2 separate regions of the Homo sapiens genome follow, and region 2 is linked to region 1. The links are chromatin loops, found by intact Hi-C in ENCODE. Cell type or tissue: PC-9. All regions are shown on one strand.

The links. Hi-C counts contacts between places; a loop is a spot of excess contacts. Peaks named below come from ENCODE experiments on the same cell type or tissue, not always from the same donor. Only the 100,000 strongest peaks of a DNase experiment are listed, where the experiment ranks them.
Region 2: a loop joins it to region 1, with 25 times the contacts of the local background. A loop is called at or near these places in 43 of 110 quality-filtered maps.

Annotation. Positions count from the first base shown.
Region 1 is chr1:51,188,491-51,190,990 of GRCh38, reverse strand. No RefSeq gene overlaps it. Among named protein-coding and RNA genes, the nearest start is that of LINC01562, 45 kb to the left of the region's middle. In PC-9, CTCF peaks have their summits at 1,171 and 1,374 (motif pointing right); no DNase peak of the experiment used is centred here.
Region 2 is chr1:50,928,227-50,930,726 of GRCh38, reverse strand. All of the region lies in intron 1 of FAF1 (Fas associated factor 1), which reads left to right. Among named protein-coding and RNA genes, the nearest start is that of FAF1, 31 kb to the left of the region's middle. In PC-9, CTCF peaks have their summits at 987 and 1,188 (motif pointing left); no DNase peak of the experiment used is centred here; H3K27ac peaks cover 583 bases.

The sequences.
Region 1 (2,500 bases):
TCTTTTTTTCTTTTCTTTTCTTTTTGTTTTTTTTGAGACCAGGTTGTCCAGGCCGGAGTGCTGTGGCTCCATCACAACTCACTGTAGCCTCAAACTCCTGGGCTCAAGCTATCCTTCCACCTCAGCCGCCTGAGTAGCTGGGACTAGAGGTGTGTGCCACCACACTCTGTTAATAATAATAATAAAAATATATAGAGACATGGTCTTGCTATGTTGCCCACGTTGGTGACCTCCTGGCCCCAAGTGATTCTCCTCCCTCAGCCTCCCAAAGTGCTGGGATTATAGGCATGAGCTACCATGCCTGGCAGACAGGGACAGTATTTCATCCTGAAGAAATTAGAGAGCCAAGGGAAGGGTTTTGGCAGGCTAAACAAACAAAAGGTTTGTTTAGGTTTTGAGGATAAGCATTTTCAAAAGGGAAATTCTTTTTCTCTGCCTTTTCCTGTAAGTAAAATTCCTATTGATTTCAAAAATCTACTCATTCATTCAGTAACTATTTACTAAGCACTTACCATGTGCCAATGAAAGTTACAGGAACTTAGGATACAGTGATGGACAAAACAAACATTCCTGACACCATGGATCTTTTGTCCTGTTCAAGCCAGATAGTACCTTCTCCAAGATGTCTGCCTGAAGTCTCTCAATCATACTTGCTATTTCCTTCTGCTTTTATGGCGCATTGTACTATGTTAATGACATTTATTGTAGTCTGCTTCAAGTTGGAGCCATGCTTCAAATGTTAAATATCTTCCACACTACACCAGGGGGTTCTTGAGTTTAGTGTCTACGTTATTAAACTGTCTCCCAAGAGCAGAATTGGTTTGGAGCAAGTAGAAGTGGATCTTGGTTGAATGAGCAAATTATTCTGTCTACAGCCTGAAGGGGTTAGTCCTACATGGTGGAGCTTTTATTGCAGCCGCTGCCAGGCATTCATTTGGAGGAATTGGGAGCCAATCTGTCATGGGCTTAGGCGATCTGGGAGCTGTATAGAAATGACATTCTCAATGAGTGATTATTACTGATAAGTGATAACAAAGTTCATTTGTATGACTATGGGCATAATAGGAAATGAAGGTCTGGATAATTCTATTATGAAATTCAAATAGCTGTCCAGTTTAATGAATGTAAATGGCTCTTTGATGAAGACATGGAATGATGCCAGTGAAAATGGTGACTGCAAGTAAGAAAATTTTTCTTTGGTTTAAACTTCAAAGACTGAATAACTGGGTCTTATATTTGTTTCCATATTTCACAAATTATTGAAATTTAGAGGAAAGATCTCTGATTTTCTTTAAAAAAGGATTACTGTAAAAACCTAAAGCAATTGTTTCTGCTGGATGTCAAATAGTTGCTGTTGTGTTGCTGCACAACCAACAGAGGGAGCCCTTGCCATAGAACCTAATAACTTCCTTACAGAGTTTGTACATTGGTAGAAAGCCAATGGAAGAACAGAAAAAATAAAAAGAATAGAGGAGTTAAGATGTTAAACAATTTGGTTTTAAACTGTATTGTGAATCTGGAATCTCTTTTATGAAACTGGGTTTGGGGGATTACAGATATTTCAAAAGAGTGTGTACGTGTATTGGATTTTTTAAAAGCTCTTTACATACTGCCATAGTGATCATTTATCTTTAAAGCACACAATTATATTACTCTTCTGCTTAAAACTCTCCAATGGTGTCTTCATCACTCATATGACAAATCCAACCTTATGGGGTTGTAAAGATTAAAGCAGATAATATATAGCATAATGCCTGGCGCATAGCTAAATTATCAGTAAATTCTTAGCTATTATTTTTTACTACTGTGTCTTTTACTGTACTGATGGTTCAGACTCGATGCTTTCCAAATGGCCCCATTCCTACTCTGGCTTTAATCTGCTTAACTCCCTTCTTGTCCTAGAGGTTTCAGGACCTCAGAAATCTTGCCTCACTTACAGTGTGGGAGCTCTTTTGGTACATATCATATTGTAATGATTTGCTCACATGTCTCTCCGACTTGAGAGCAGAAGTCATATCTCATAAGTTGTTCTGTCTCCAGGGCCTAGTAATAGAGCAACCAACTGTCCAGGTTTGCTTGGGATTATTCCAGTTTTGTTTTGTTTTTTTGAGATGGGGTCTTGCTATGTTGCCCAGGGCTGGGCTCAAGCAGTCCTTCTGCCTCACCCTCCTGAGTAGCTGGGATTATGGGCACACACCACCAGACCCCAGGCTATTTTTTGTTTTTTAGTTTTGTTTTTTGGAAAAAAGGCAAACACATTTATTCTTTTTTTTTTTTTTTGTAGAGACGAGGTTTTTCTATGTTGCTCAGGCTTGTCTCGGACTCAGCTCAAGTGATCCACCTGCCTTGACCTCCCAAAGTGCTGGGATTACAGGCATAAGCCACTGTGCCCAGCTCATACAAATTTATTAACATGTACACAGGGAGAACCATAGAGTGATTACCCTGACTGTTCCAGTTTTAGCATTGAAAATCTCATGTCCCTGGAACTCCTCAGTTC
Region 2 (2,500 bases), 260 kb after region 1:
AGTAGCTGGGACTACAGGCACCCGCCACCATGCCTGGCTAATTTTTTGTATTTTTAGTAGAGACGGGGTTTCACTGTGTTAGCCAGGATGGTCTCGATCTCCTGACCTCGTGATCCACCCGCCTTGGCCTCCCAAAGTGCTGGGATTACAGGCTTGAGCCACTGTGCCTGGCCACCTGCATTATTATTAATCCTTACAGCAGCTTTGCAAGATTGTTGTTATTACCATTGTATGAGTGAGAACACTGAGACTCAGAGAGGTTAATAACTAAAGTCACAGGGCTAGTTAAATGGTAAAACTGCATTTGAAGCTAGTTGTGCTTTGAGTCAGAGCTTTTTTTCCACTACACATTGTTTCCTGCCAATATACCTTCCTGAATAGTACTGTACCCTAAACTTTGCTGCTGTATAAACACACCTACTTGGAAGAACTCTCCTGAGGTCACCTGCTTAGCTCATTATGCCCTTTTGGAATCCATTCTTCTTTAAAACAAAAGAACCAAGATGTATTAAAATGTCATTAACAGGCTGTAATTGAGAATTTCCCACTTTGGCATTATGATTTTACTACTTATCAGTACATTTCAAAGATATCCCTCTCTTGAAATGCTTTGTTAACTACACCCCCAGATTACCCTAAATAAATGTTAATTTGCTAACATTTTGGTTAAGCTAAATGAAAAAAATGAGTGGCATAGATCATTGGAGTCTACTTGGAAAAAAGAAGGTATTTGCATCTTGGTGCTTAATTCTTTATGCGATAAATTGCCTAATATATGTTATTTGCTTTTTAAGAGTTGTAGACTGTAAATTACTGACAATTTGTATAGCGTTACATTATATTTGTAGCTTCTGGTAAGACAGAATACTTATAAGTTATAGCTTATAATAATTATAAAAAAGCTAAGTATGGTTTGTGTTCCTTTAAATAATCTTATAAATCTTTAGATGTACTTTGTTACCTGAATAATTGTGAATCGTGGGGGCAGGAGCCACATCTTTTTCCCACTATATTTCCAGACCCTAACACTATGCCTGGCACATGATAGACATTCAATGAATATTTTTGGCAGTTTTATTATTTCCTGAAAGTCTTGTGTGAAAACTAGCATGTAATGAAATTCCCAAGATGTGTTAAATGTTTGCTCCCTCTTGTGGATAGAAAAGATAATGTAAGCTCTTACAATGAATCTATTCTCTAGTTTTTGTTACCAAAAGATATAATATAAACAGTGTGTAAAATTTAGGGAAATTTTTATTTTTTTGAAGGGATCTGAATACAATTTTATCAACCAAAGATCTTTTAGTTCACATATATTCATAAAACATGCATTAATTCTTGCTCAAGTATCATTTTTTAAAACTATCCAGGATAAAATTTATATACTAGTACTCAATGTAGAACTTAAATAGCACTGTTTTGGGAGCCCACTCCTTCTGCTTTCCTATGTATAAATTGTATGAATGATGAAAGAACTTTCTGTTTTAATTCTGTTAATAAAACTCTATTAAATATTGTGGGATATACTTTGAGAGTATTATTAAACACATCATTTCCTAATAATTCAAAACATTTTTTATTTTGATTAAAAAAAGAATCATTTTGCTAGCCTTCCCAGTTTTTTTTTCTTTTCTTTCTTTTTTTTTTTTTTTTTTGAGACAGTGTCTTGCTATGTCACCCAGGCTGGGGTACAGTGGTATGATCTTGGCTCACTGCAACCTGTGCCTCCTGAGCTCAAGCAATCCTCCCATGCAGCTGGCACCACAGATGCACGCCACCATGCCTGGGTATTTCTTTGGATGTTTAATAGAGATGGGGTTTCACCGTGTTGGCCAGGCTGGTCTCGATCCCCTGAGCTCAGCTTAGCCTCCCAAAGTGCTGGGATTACAGGCATGCGCCACTGTGCCTGGCCAGCCTTCCCTAGTTTTTTTTTTTTTTTTTTTTGAGGTGGAGTCTCGCACTGTTGCCTGGGCTGGAGTCCAATGGCGTGATTTCGGTTCAGTGCAACCTCCACCTCCCAGGTTCAAGCGATTCTCTTGCCTCAGCCTCTCGAGTAGTTGGGATTACAGGCGCCCGCCATCATGCTCGGCTGATACTTTGTATTTTTAGTAGAGATGGGGTTTCACTATGTTGGCCAGGCTGGTCTCGAACTCTTGACCTTGTGATCCGCCCACCTTGATCTCCCAAAGTGCTGGGATTACAGGCATGAGCCACTGCGCCTGGCCGCCTTCCTCAGTTTTTAAATACAGAACACCTATTTTCTTTTAAGTGTGATATTTTTATTCTAAAGAATTAATGCCGCTGAGACTAAAAGCAGCTGGGCTTTGGAAATGCTTTGACATGTAGAATAAATCTTTTAAACAAAGGTATAGATTCTTGACGTTCTTTTCTCCATATACTCAAGAGACTTTCATATTACTTTCTTAGACTTTTCCATTCTATTATTTATAGTAGAAGTTGACTTTCATTTTGAGGCCACTTTTGAAATAGAACCAATATT